Regions from separate parts of the Homo sapiens genome. Here regions 2 and 3 are each linked to region 1. Evidence: chromatin contacts called from ENCODE Hi-C or POLR2A ChIA-PET data. All regions are on one chromosome and are shown on one strand. Each heading gives the region's core, a stretch centred on a gene start or an enhancer-like site at or near the end of the contact. The rest is flanking DNA. Distances are from core to core; before and after follow the strand shown.

The links. Hi-C counts contacts between places; a loop is a spot of excess contacts on that map. ChIA-PET counts read pairs that join two places held with the same protein, here RNA polymerase II (POLR2A). Pooled maps may share reads with other maps.
Region 2: a pooled map shows a loop between it and region 1 (1.9-fold over the local background). The contact joins two enhancer-like sites. A Hi-C loop is called at or near these places in 3 of 50 pooled maps. POLR2A ChIA-PET finds 5 or more read pairs at or near these places in 3 of 52 experiments (GM12878, H1 and activated T-cell).
Region 3: a pooled map shows a loop between it and region 1 (4-fold over the local background). The contact joins two enhancer-like sites. A Hi-C loop is called at or near these places in 4 of 50 pooled maps. POLR2A ChIA-PET finds 5 or more read pairs at or near these places in 2 of 52 experiments (H1 and activated CD4-positive, alpha-beta T cell).

What each region holds. Positions count from the first base shown.
Region 1 is chr5:142,220,956-142,225,871 of GRCh38, reverse strand. No RefSeq gene overlaps it. Among named protein-coding and RNA genes, the nearest start is that of SPRY4-IT1, 95 kb to the left of the region's middle. RefSeq lists an enhancer at 2,392-2,441. Within about 2 kb of position 2,076, at least 3 of the 41 ENCODE cell types and tissues checked have a DNase peak (open chromatin) inside an H3K27ac peak, as active enhancers do.
Region 2 is chr5:142,505,858-142,510,342 of GRCh38, reverse strand. No RefSeq gene overlaps it. Among named protein-coding and RNA genes, the nearest start is that of FGF1, 180 kb to the left of the region's middle. Within about 2 kb of position 2,747, at least 5 of the 41 ENCODE cell types and tissues checked have a DNase peak (open chromatin) inside an H3K27ac peak, as active enhancers do.
Region 3 is chr5:142,710,480-142,714,853 of GRCh38, reverse strand. No RefSeq gene overlaps it. Among named protein-coding and RNA genes, the nearest start is that of FGF1, 27 kb to the right of the region's middle. RefSeq lists a silencer at 1,453-1,652. Within about 2 kb of position 1,358, at least 36 of the 41 ENCODE cell types and tissues checked have a DNase peak (open chromatin) inside an H3K27ac peak, as active enhancers do.

The sequences.
Region 1 (4,916 bases), core at 827-3,326:
CCCCTGGAAGAAGCCCCCAGAAAGCCAAGAATTCCCAAAAGGCCCAAAGAAGGAAGTTTATCCTCTTTCCAGCCTAAAGAGGGGCAGAGGACATCTCTGCCTGTGGGAATCAGCCCTGGACCTCAGTGGGGCCAGAGCCCTAGTGTGAGGCCTGTTTCCAGCTAAGCACCTCTCCAGAGGCCACATTAGTCACCAGATTATGGATTTTCATCATGGTGGGAAGACGGCTGGTGTCACCTGCTTTCTGTAGGCATTCACTCTTCTGTTTACTCAATAAGATCCAGCTCTTAAAAGGTAGGGAGGGTTAAAGATGGGAACCCAGAAGCCTTCTTGGTGGAGGAGAACTTGCACGCAAGACTTGCAGACACAACTCAAGCGTTACTTTTCCCAGAGATATCCCAAGAAAGCCAGCCTCATCCCAAGCCTATGTGAGCATGCCCCTGCTGGGCTGAGATAAGCTACCTCAGGGAAGCAATGTTGCACAGTGGTTAAGAATGCGGTCTCTGAGCCAGGCTCCATGGCTCTGACTGTAATCTCGGTACTCTGGGAGGCCGAGGTGGGAGGATCACTGGAGCCAAGGAGTTGGAGACCAGCCTGGACAACATAGTAAGACCCTATCTCTACAAAAAGTAAAAACAAATGTAACTGGGCATGGTGATGCACACCTACAGTCTCAACCACTCAGGAGGCTGAGGCGGGAGGATTGCTTGAGCCCGGGAGTTCGAGGTTAGGGTGAGCCATGATTGTGCCACTGCACTCCTGCCTGGGTTTGAATTCTGGCTTCATCACTTAACAGCTAATCACTTCAGACAAGTTGCTCCATCTTACTTAGCCTCATTTTTTTTGTTTTGTTTTTTTGACACAGAGTCTCACTCTGTCACCCAGGCTGGAGTGTAATGGCATGATCTCAGCTCACTGCAACCTCTGCCTCCCGGGTTCAAGAGATTCTCCTGCCTCAGCCTCCCAAGTAGCTGGAATTACAGGCACCTGCCACCACATCCAGCTAATTTTTGCATTTTTAGTAGAGACAGGGTTTCGCCATGTTGGACAGGCTGGTCTTGAACTCCTGACTTCAGGTGATCCGTCCGCCTCTGTCTCCCAAAGTGCTGGGATTACAGGCGTGAGCCACTGCGCCCGGCCACGATGTCATAATTTTTAGTAGATATTACTGAGTTGTGCAAACATCACCACAATTCAGTTTAGAACATTTCTAATACCCCAGTAAAATCCCTGGTGCCCATTCAGTTCGTCCTCATCCCATCCTCACTCCCTGGCAGCCACTAATCAATCTACTTTCTGTCTCCATAGATTTGGCATTTCCGGGCACTTCCTATAAATGGAATCATACAATATGTGGCCTTTTATGTCTGGCTTCTTTCACATAGCATAATGTTTTTGAGGTTTATCCACACTGTAGCATATACTGGTACTTCTTCCCTTTTTATTGTCAAATAATATTTCATTGTATAAATTAACCACATTTTATTTATCCACTCATCAGTTGATAGACATTTGAATTGTTTCCAGTTTGGGGCTATTATAAATATTACTGTTATGTAATATTTGTATAGATGTTTTTGTGTGGATATATGTTTTCAATTCTCTTGGGTCTATACATAGCAGTGAAATTGCTGAGCTGTATGGGGAAGAAAAAGTATGGGTTGTCTAACTCTTTAAGAAATTGCCTCCCTGTTTTCCAAAGTGGCTTAGCCTCAATTTCATCATCGGCAAACTCAATATACTGAGTCTCTCCCTTGTATGGATATAGTGGGGTTTGATAAGTCAATGCATATAAAACATTCAGTACAGTGCCTGGCTCATGGTAAGTGTGCGATCACTGCAGCCTCAACCTGCCAGACTCAAGCAATCCTCCTACCTCAGACTCTTAAGTAGCTAGGATTACAGGTGCACACCACCACACCCAGCTAGTCTTTGTAGTTTTGGTAGAGATGGGGTTTCCCCATGTTGCCCAGGCTAGTCTCAAACTCCTGGTCTCAAGGGATCCGCCCATCTCGGCCTCCCAAAGTGCTGAGATTACAGGCATGAGTCACCATTGGCACCCAGCCAATGCTACTTCTTTAATTAACTTCCTGTTACTTACCTAACTCTTCTGCGGCTCTGGTAGCTCTTTGAAGGTAGGGGTTGTATCTCAACTGAGTCTTTTTTTTTCTTTTTTTGAGATGGAGTCTCACTCTGTCACCCAGGCTGGAGTGCAGTGGCGTGATCTTGGCTCACTGCAACCTCCGCCTCCTGGGTTCAAGCAATTCTGCCTCAGCCTCTCGAGTAGCTGGGGTTACAGGCACGTGCCACCACGCCCCACTGATTTTTGTATTTTTAATAGAAACAGGGTTTCACCAGGCTGGTCTTGAACTCCGGACTTCAGCTCACCTGAGAATCCCCAGCCTAGCAGAATCTCACTCACGCCAGGTGCTTTGTCGGTGGATGAGGAAACTCAAATATAGAGCCCACTGCGGGGCAGGACAGGTGTGGCACTGCCCCAGAGGCACACAGTCCAAGGGAATTGTGAGAGGGAGACTCCTGGGGAGTGCATCAGACAGGACTTCATGTGGGAGGCAGCCACTGAGCTGGGCCTTGAAGACCACTTTCTGCAGGGTCACAGGATTAATCCATAAAGAGATGCTCTCCACACTTCAAGGTAAAGCACCCAACGTCTTCACCTTCAACTAAATCCTGAGGCCCTTTTTTTTCTTTTCAGCGTCAAGGATGAAGGATGGGGCGGACACTGTCTGTTTTCTCAGTGACCTGGCAACCTAACCTAACAGCTGTGTCCAGCATCAAATACTCCTCCTCATCCCCTGCTCTTGCTCCCCAAGACCAGGAGCAGGCGCTGGAGTGCTCCTCCCTGGGGCTGGGCCACAGGCCTTAAAACTCTTTACTCCCACCTCCTTGGGGTACCCCTTCACACCTTCCTGAACATCCTCCAGGCCTATGCACACGACGGAGAGCTGGGGGTGGGGTGTGGGGTGGGTGGCAGCGACTGGGCCGTGGAGAGGATCGGGGCTCTTAGGGTGCTTATTCAGATGCAGTGTTGCTCTTTGCCCACCTCCCCTCACTTCCTCCCATGCCTCTCAGAGAAGTGAAAATAGAGCTGATGATTGGTGCGAGGAAGCCTGTGCCCATGGCCCGGAATTCCTCCAGCCTGATTCACGGGCTTTGGTTCTAATGCACTAGAATTCTCCACTGGGCGGGGGCACCAAGAGGATTCTGGACCACAGCGGTCACACCTGCTGCTCACTTCCACCTCTCACATCTGCTGTGAGGCCCACTCCCCACCAGCTCCATCAGCCAGAAGGCTGCTGTGGCTGGGGTTGCGAGAGAAGGGAGGCGGAACACTTCCTATCCCAGGGGCAATTTCAAAATCAACGCATCCCTTGCCGACCCAACGGCAAACCAACTGCTTGTTTAAGGAAATCAGTGGAATGTATGCAATTAATTACAGGGCAAATCTCAAGTCAGACTAAATACTGGAAATCAGGAACCAGAGTCCAAGTCCCTTTCGTGATCGGAAGGGGGAACTTCCCGATTTGATTGCAGAAAGCAATTTACTTCAATTAGCAGTGACATAAACAGAGTGATTGCTTAATAGGAGCACTGAATCTCTAAAAAATAAACAGCCTGAATTGCATCCTTTACCATTATATTAGCAGCATGGGATTGCTTTTCCCAAGACAGGTTTGATTAACTCTTTAGGAACCATCCTCACTCCTAAGCAGATCTCTTCAGAGCTCCTAAAAAGTCTTCACATCATGGTCCTGGCATTTGTTGTGCACCTCGGGCATATATGTTCATCAATTTGCTTGTTGCTTTAACTTTCAAGTCTTTTAATCCTCTATAATCCTGTGAGATATGTATTATTATGCTCATTTTTAACAGAGGGGGAAAATGAGGCTCAGAAAATTCATGGTGGTGATCTTTTCAAATACATACCTAATCATGTCATTCTCCTGCTTAACTTACCCTCGAAAGCCTTCCAAACCCCTCAGCATAGCCTCCAAAGCCCTGTGTGATCTGTTTCTGGCCTACTTCTCCCACCTCTGCTCAAACCACTTCTCCGCTTGCTCACCACATTTTATATTTTCAGGCCACTGCCTGTTTTGCAAGCGCGTCAAGCCCATTCCCATCTCAAGGCCTTTGCACTTGCTGTTCCCTGCGCCTGGAGCACTCTTCCTCCATTTCCAGAACTGACTTCTCAGCTTCCAGGACTCTGTTCAGAGGCTACGTCCTCAGAGAGGAGTTCCCTGTCCGTCCCATGTTCCCCACTCCCTTTCGGCTTTTGACTAACACTTAGCATGATCCAAAATTATCTTGTTTGTTTATAGTTGATGTATTTCTTGTTTGTCTCCCTCCTGGAATATAAGCTCCAGGGCGGCAGAGATCCTGTCTCCTGTTTGTCTTGTTCATTTGCACAGGGTCAAGCATACGGTAGGCAGACAGAAGATATTTGCTTAATAAAGGAAGTATTGTCCCTGCTTTTATACAGATGAGGAAATGGAAGTTGGGAGAAGTTAGGCCATTTCACAAGGTCAAACAGCTGGGAAGCAGCTCCAGGGGATTCACAGGATTCAGACATCGCTTTCTCCCATGCAGCTACACTACTTTTTTGAGGACTCTCCTTTCCTCCCTATTCTCTTCCCCCACCACCTTCTCACCTCCACCCTACCACCCCAGCCCCAGAAAGTAGGCACTCATCCAACCAGCCGGGAGAGCATTAAAATCACAACCACAAAGCAAAATCTCCTCTTCCTGTTTAAACTCCCTCCTGTGGTACTGATGCTTCTTAGCCGGACAGGGTCCCGCTCATTGCAAGAATGTGAATTCTGGAAGTTAAAGATCTTAACACCCCTCTCCCTCTGGCTCCCCACCTTGAAGGATTTAGATACCGAACTGGGCTCCCC
Region 2 (4,485 bases), core at 1,498-3,997, 280 kb before region 1:
TCTGTTAACACCTTGATTTTGGACTTCTGCCCTTCGCCACTGAGAGAATACATTCCTATTGTTTTAAGCTACCAAGTCAGTGGTAATCTGTTACGGTAGGCTTCGGACATCAATGCCAATCGTTTATGTCTTCCCAGATGAAGAAATTGAGCCCAGCAGATGAAGTGACTTGCCCGCGTTCACATACTTAGTAAGTGGCAAGCTGGAATTTGAACTCAGGCAATCTGGCATGAAGTCCTTGTTCTTAACCACTACATTCATCCCTGGAATGTATTTAATTGAACACCTCCTATGTGTCAGGTATGATAGATGCTGGGGATACAGCTATGAACAAAACAGCCAAAAGTTCCTCATGAAGCTCAGGTGGGAACTGAGGTTCAGAGAGGCAGAGTGATTTGCCTAAGGTCACAGCACAGTTGGTAGAGGTGGGATTTGAACTGGAGTATCCTGACTCCAGGGTCCATTCTCTGCTCTCTAAAACAAAATGGGAGCCACTGGCCCAGGCAGCCTCTGTAAACTATAAGAAAAAAAAATGGGGATGAGTAGTGGAATGCAGCAGCTGTCCCCCTACCTCTGAACAAGGTCCCTTGTCAGTGGTGTTCACTCAGGCTGCCTTATGATGGTAGAAGGAACAGTAGGTGACCGGGGAGTCAACTGGTCTACCACAAGGCAGAGGCAGAGACCTTCTTCTACCTCTGTTGTCAGGATGGCTCAACATCTGGGGGCATTTTGAGGAGCTGGTGAACTTCAATGTCAACCCTCCAGACTGCAAACAGGCTAAGGCATCTGACCCAACTCTTCCAGCACCAGGGGCAGGTCTTCTCCTAAATTTGCCACGGAATAATCTGAATTCCACCTGGAGAACAAAATGACTTATTAAGTGAAAGCAGACGTCATTCTCCAGGTCCAAGGGTAAAAGCTCTGAGGGTGCATCTGCACTTTCAATGAAGCAGAAATGTTGTGTCCTGAGACTTCCAACACCTAAAGATAAACACATTTGAGGGGATGGAGGTGCCAGAAGGAGCCGGAAATGTGCTTTTCAATTTTTTTTTCTTCCTTGGAGAGAAAAACATGAAAAAAGGAAAAGGTAATTTAACCTGAATAAATGTGATGCAATTTCCTGTTTTGAATTAAGTTTTAACTAGAACAATTGCAAAAGCAAAGAAGGCAAAGGGAACAGAATGAGGGGGATAAAAGAAAAAAAAGGGAAAGATGAAAAAAGTAGAAAGAAAGAGACAAAATAGCAAAGAAATTTTCTTTTCCATAAAAGAAAAATATATATATAAGATGAAGTGGCAAGGGACAGTGATGGAAGATAACAGGAAAATGAAAGGGAGAGACTAAAATCGAGATACCGAAGCAGAGGAAAAGCAGAAAAGAAGGATGGTAATTTTCTGTGTCAGTTTTCCAAATGACTCTCTCCACCTGGGGCTCTGGCCACCCCCTCCCTTTAGCTGCTGCTCAGGGACTCTTTATCAGTCTATTGAAGAGGCAGGAGGCTATCAGTTTACAAGAAGAGAGGAAGCAGAGGAAGAGGAAAGAAAGCAGACAAATTACTAAATGAGGAAGCCAATTATCCAGTGCACCATACTTCAAGCTGTCAGTAGGCTGCTATTCCTCAGGCACCTTTGAGCAAAGTGGGACTTAGAACTCTAGAGCTTGCTGCCATCTGGCCTTTCCAATAAGATAATCTATACAGACTTCCCCTAGCACATTCACATCAAATTGCCAGCATCCGGAACACAAGCTCTCCAACCCAGAGACCTGTATTCCAGTACCACCAGCACACACACAATCACAAAAGCAGAAGAGGTCTCCAAATAAAACTGCCCAGGGTCCACTTTGGTTTCCTACCTGGACAACTAAAGCGTTTATCTGGAGGTTTCTGCTGAGTTCTCTAACAGCAACAAACATAAAAAAGCCAAAAGCAATAGGCATTTGCTTCGGTCAAGCAGCCAAAGATGGTACAGGGTAAAAGATCTTTTGCGACTGCCAAAGGCCAGTGCATGGAAGGCAGCCCGGCGCACGGTGTCTTAACTTACGGAGATTTCTTTAATCTTACATAAAACCCTGACAAACACTCCTGCAGAACAAAGTAAACATCATCTAATCTAGCTGTACGACAGCGGCCACATACAACTTGATGTGGGGGGTTGAGAGCCAAGAAATGTCAGACAGGAAGGAGATCGAAACGTCTGGAAAGGAATCCAGTCAGTCAGTGGCAGAGTCCACTTTGGAAGAAATATGAATTACAGAAAAGAGCTGAGCATGGGGCAGATAGCACAATAACATCGGCACCTTGAATAAGCTGCCTAACACGCTCTGGCAGTGGAGACTTCTGAAAAGTTAATATTTATGATATACTAGATTTTCTTGTTCCCTCAAGAAAGTCATGTGGCGTGGTTGGCTTGAATCTGAAAGAAAGCTAAGAACCTCGAGAAAAGGAAAATGTCAGGTCTGTAGTCGTCAGCTCTGTAGTCATCAGGTCCCTGAGGAATAATAGATACTGACATTTCAGCAACTACAACTCTGAGTCCGGCTGAAAGCAGAAATGGTGAATCGGTTTGTCCCCTCACCAGCAGTCTGCATAATTCTGTAAACAACTCTCCTTCTCTATAGAGAGAGGCGACTATAACTCTGGAAAACATTGACAGAGACTAATACACCCACCTTCATGCTCCACAGGGTAAAACTGATTAGTCATAGTCACAGTTCCTATGACAACATTTTTCAGTGTGAGGCCTGCGGGCTACCTGTATCGGAAAAACCGGGGGAACTTGTTGACAATATCCATCGCTGAATCAAAATTTCTTGGGAGTGGGGCTCGAGAATCTACCTTTCTGAAGTAGCTCTGTTGGGGATTCACATGCCCTCTAGAGTCTAAAAAACACTCTTCTGTCTCTTGTTAATGATGGAAACTTCCCTTCCTTCTTTCTCTCTCCCTCCATCCATTACAATTTTCACCTCAGGCACTGTGTTCTTTGTGAAAGATACACAAGACACAGCTCACACTGAAAATGGCCGTAGCAAGAAACGCTCACATATGTAAAAGTGTTCCTGTAACTCCAAATGCTCACATCAGTTCATAAAAAGATGTGTTCGGTTTTCTTTTATGAAATGTAGAACTTCTAAGATAAATATATTTGAGGAAATTAAACTATACGCTAATGATCACAAGCAGAACCTATCATTCTCATAGGCTATTTCTTTTGGGAGGAATACGTAAACACATGTATTAAGTTTGTCAATAATTATTTGTTCCATCCATCATCCTTATTGAGTTATTTGATTGTGACATATAGAGCGTAGCCATCCTCACTCAATGTGAATAAGAAGGCAGTCTGCTTGACTCTGTGCCAAGGGTGTAACCATTTGAATTGTAAGTTAACTGCTGGCAGGAGAGATGCACCACTCGGCCAGGGACTTCTCCCTCATGGGTAGGGGTTTCTCCTGAGCCTGCCACGATTATGATTCACTCAAAGGGGACCACAGGCAGAGAGAAGCAGCAATAGCTTTTGGATGGTCATGAGATGATTTTGCTCATCCTTTCTTCACATTAACACATTCCATGTAAAAGTAAACATAGTGGCTCTGAATTACATTCTGGACCACCTATTGCCCCCAATATCTGGCTTCAGGCAATGCAGACTAGAAATTCAGCTGTGTTTTGAATAGACACTGATGTATTTTATCAGTGCCTCTGTGAGCTGAGAAGCAATTTCCTTCTCTGAAGGGGAACTCCTTCCTGAGGTTTCCCAGTTGATTTTCATCTTTCTGTGACATCCCAGTAGGAAAGAGAGCAGGACCCTTCCTCCTGCTCTCCTCCAGCATTGCATGGTTCAGGATTCCTTCGCTGTCCTTTCCCAGGTTCATGGTCTGTTTCTCTTTTCCACAACAGCATCCTTGACCCTTCAACATCCTCCTTCCCTGCATCTTTTCAACCACCAGAAGCTTTCAAAGGAGAATGAAACAAATTCCTTGTGCAAGTTTTGCATGTATTTTAGTTCTACAGATGAACAGGGGAAAAGATCTCCAAAGAAAAGGGAAGCACACAGTCCCCACCATGGAAGGTTTGGGAGAGGCCAACAATGTGGTTTCAGCTCCGCTGACTCACCTTAAGGGGGGAATGCACCAGAAGGAAACTCTGTCTGATAACCATTAACAAATTCTACTGCTTGGCAAGACACAACTTATTTTCTATGAGGTGAAAAACTGTGCATGCCATCAGTCAAGCTGTACAGCAAGTTCACCTTGGGATAGAACCCTTTGGTCCTACAGTCAGCTGTTATCATATTTCTGATCATTTGGATTTGGGTTACAGCAACCTATCACACTGGTCTTCAAACTGTGTCCCACGGTGGTATTCAATATGTGTCTGTACCCCCGCCTCCAGACCCTGCCTACAGGATTAGGATGTTGGATCAAGAAAACAAACAAACAAAAAACTCAAAAATTTTGAAAAGCATTAGCACTGTACAATAGTTT
Region 3 (4,374 bases), core at 109-2,608, 490 kb before region 1:
TGAAGGGAGGCAGGGCTTAAGGGAGGGTTGTGCTTTCTCTGTGTTAATTTGTTTTGTTAACTTCTTGAGCATATTGCAATGCTGATGGGGGAAAAACTAAGAGCTGAAGGCACAGGAAAGCATAGAGGGGCGGATAGAAGCTGAATCAGCAAGGACCCCCAAAGAATCCGCTCATGAAGATATTTGAAGCTCATGTCAGGAGAAATGTTCGCCGGGTCTGACACCAAAGCCTGCTCGTGTCTGCATCACTCTCTGGCTTCCCACTGTCACTGCCTAACAATCTACGGCTATCAAAGATTCCGAGAGCCAAGTGGCTTGGAAGTTGTTTGAGTCAGAAACATTTTCCCTCCACTGGGCACAACTTCTTATCCTTTTCAGTGAGGAAATACAAAATGCATGATATCAGAACATATATCCTAGGGCAGCCCCCTATGTAGGTGATATGGTTTGGTGCAAGGGACATTAAATCTGTTTCTTCCTAAAATAGTTCCCATCAGCTTTCTTCGGACCTTGAACTATTCCATTGGGATTACCTTCCTAAAGAGTCCTGTTAAAATACCAACAGGTCAAAACAATCTCGAAAAGGACACCCATGCTCATTGCAACATTATTCACAATGGCCAAAAAGGTGAAAGCAATCCTGGTGGCCATTGACAGATGAATGGACAAATAAAATGTGGTATATACATACAGTGGAATATTATTCACCCCTAAAAGGAAGGCAATTCTGACACACACTACAACATGGGTAAACCTTGAGGACACTATGCTAAGTGAACCAAGCCAGCCACAGAAGGACAAATACAATATGATCCCATTTATAAGAGGTACATAGAGTAGTCAAATTCAGAGGCAGAAAGCAGAATGGTGGCTTCCAGGTCTGGGGGAAGAGGAATGGGGAGTTTTTGTCTAATGAGTGTGGAGTTTAAGCCTGGGAGGATGAAAAGAGCCCCGGAAATGGATGGTGGGGATGGTTGCACAAGAATGTGAATGCACTTAACACCACTAAACTAACTGTACATTTAAAATGGAAAATTTTATGTTATGTGTATTTTTCTGCAATTAAACAAAACACCGGGTGATTTAAAGGGGCTGCCTGATCAATAGCCAAACTATTATTAGTTTGACTCAGCTTTGATTTCCTGTTAAGGCCACTTTGCCCAGAGCAGGACTTTAAGGAGCCAGAGCAGCGAGGAGCCGGAGATGGAGAGGTGACAGGCGTGAGGACAGTAATTCACTGGGCGCTGGAATGCGTTTTGACAAAGGCCAGGTGTCGGTTCCCGTCCTGACCTGCAGGGGGCACTCTGGTGGGTCCTGGGAAACAGGAGGAGAACGGGAAGCCTAGAAAGCCCTGGGAGCTCCTTGAGCGACAGGGAAGCCTCTGTCTACCACTTTTACTGAGGCCGCCGGCAGTCAGGATACTACACAGTGGTTATTCTTAGGCCCCTAGAGTCAGCAAAGCCTCTTGTTTGGAAAACCTCCTGGGTCTCCCCTCGCAGGCTGTGTAAGGGGCGCCCCGCTCGCCCCGCGTCTCCGTGTCCGGGGTGGGTGTGAGGACGGCAGGGCCGCGCCCCCTGCTGGCCGCTCGCTCAGCTGCGCTGTCGCCTCCTCTGCCATCAGCCCGTGGGAAAGAAAGCCATTTTGGTCACAGGAAGCAACGTTTTCAACTTCTCTCATTAATGAGAAAGACAGAATTGTGATACTCTAATGGGAATACTCGAGGAAGGAATAAATTAAATTTCCATGCAGCTCCGGCTCGAGTCCCAAGCTGAACAGATGCTGTTTTTATCAAATACTTTCTATTCTGTGACGTGCTCTGCCAACTTTCTATTATTAGACAAATCAGGAAAAGTCTGATTTCTCTCCCTTCTGGCTTCTCCTTCCCGCTTTTGTGGGAGGGTGGTGGTTTGGGTGGAGACTCTGTCCTGTCCATAGAAGGTAAATGACAAGGAAATGGCAGCCACCTGAAAACTTGCCTTGATGCCAGCATGTCCCAGAAATGTCCTTTAAAATGACATCTCATCCAGGCGTCACCCCATCCCAGATGGCATAGCTGATGGGACAGGAAAAAATACATATTTTAGAGTATTTACAGCATCATTTTCCCCTGCCCCCACTTCCTTCCTGTGAAGGAGGAATTAGTCTTCACTAGCCAAGTTCTGGAGTATTTCTTTTTCTTTTTTCTTTTTTTTTCTTTTAATTGAGATAGTGTCTTGTTGTGTTGCCTAGGCTGGAGTGCAGTGGCACCAACATCACTAACTACAGCCTTGAACTCTTGGGCTCAAGCGATCCTCCTGCCTCAGCCTTCCAAAGTTCTGGGATTACAGGCGTGAGCCATTGCACCTGGCCCTGGAGTATTTCTTGTGCATAATAAGGGAAAATTTGGGAAAGGATTCTGAATTGTGCAGTACCATGGGTAGGATGGGTTGATGGGTCTACCTAAGAGAAGGCAGGGAGTTACATACTAACGAAAGCAGAATGGATCAGAAGGCGAGAGAAAGAATAAGAGAAACAAGCCAGGGATGAGCTGGGTTTGGGAGAATTCAAGAGATAAATTAAGGAGGACTGAAGTAGCTGCTGGGCTGTTGATATGGTTTGGCTGTGTCCCCACCCAAATCTCATCTTGAATTGTAGTTCCTATAATCCCCACGTGTTGTGGGAGGGACCCAGTGGTAGGCAATTGAATCATGGGGGCGGTTACTCTTTTCTATGAGGGAGATGCACAAAGGGAAAAGAAAAGACACACATGCAATACCTTCAAGGGTAAACAACCTTTATCCCATGTAAATGGCAATGCAGATATAATAAGCAAATGATACAAGCAAATTGCAATGGGAAGGGGAAAAGGGAGAAGATATATATATATAGCCTGGACTACTGGGAGGCTAGAAGTTAATGGCAAGGGCATGCCAACTTTCACCCCACTTCTCCCATCAATATAGACTATATATATATACACACACACTCACCAGACGATGGAGGATTCATCACCAGACCAGAAGCAACAGCCTGGGCTCCAGAGTCGGCCACTACACTTACCAGACTATAGAGGATTCATCACCAGACAGGGAAGCAACAGCCTGGGCTCCAGAGTTGACCGCTCATCCATGCACAGATGAGGAGAGGTCTCATGAAGCTTTGGCGTGGTATGGGACCCTAGTTCTTTTTGTAACGACTTATTTGGCATGAGGCCCAGTCACGAGGGCCCTTCATGACTGGACTCAAGGAACACAAAAAGGTCAACTTGTTTTTATGATTGTTTGTTGTTTTTCAATAACTAACATACAGGAACAGATTTCTCCAAAACCGTCTGGATGAACGCCTCAAGGGGCTCATGCAACCTGTTCTGGGACTTGGTGACCATTGTTTGTGTCCACATTCAATTGAGTTCAAATTTAAGATTTAACTTTTCCTCCACATATCCCCATGCTCTTCTTGAGTTCTCATGAGACCTGATGGGTTTATGAAAGGCTTTTCCCCTTTGCTTGGCACTTCTCCTTCCTGCCGCTATGTGAAGAAGGATGTGGTTGCTTCCCCTTCCGCCTGAGGCCTTCCCACCCCTGTGGAACTGTGAGTCAATTAAAACCTCTTTCTTTTATAAATTACCCAGTCTCAGGCAGTCCTTCATAGCAGTGTGAGAACGGACTAACACAGATGTCATGAGGAGGACTTGAGAAAGAGACAAGAGAAGAGGATTCTTCAGAAATGTTGGTGTTATGAATGGAACCCAAACCCCACCCTTTGGCATCTTTAAGAGATTTCAGTAAAGACATAAATTGATTTAAAAACTGTGTTTTGGTCAAGCATAGCGGCTCACTTCTATAATCCTAGTACTTTCAGAGGCCAAGGTGGAAAGATTGCTTGAGGCCAGGAGTTTAAGACCAGCCTGGGCAACATAGCAAGACTCTGTCTCTCAAAAACAAATTAAAATTAGCCTTATGTGGTGGCATACACCTGTAGTCCCAGCTACTCAGGAGGCTGAGGTGAGAGGATCACTTGAGCACAGCAGTTCGTGGCCTCAGTGAACTATGATTGTGCCACTGCACTCCATCCTGAGTAATGCAGCAAGACACCCAACTCATAAATAAATAAATAAGATAAAAACTCTGTTTTGTATGATGGTCTGGTGTTTATTCAAGGCAGCCTGGACTACTGGGAGGCTAGAAGTTAATGGCAAGGGAATGCCAAGTTTCACCCCACTTCTCTCATCAATATAGACTATAGTCCAGATATTTTAAATTAGTATCCTATAGGGTAGCTGGGTGTGGACCCCAGATGCATTTTATTTGGCTAGTTGAGATTTAAGTTTTTTTTGAACCAACAATTGAAAATTGGGATTTCACATTTTAAAAGCCTGCATTTCCTTTCCTACTT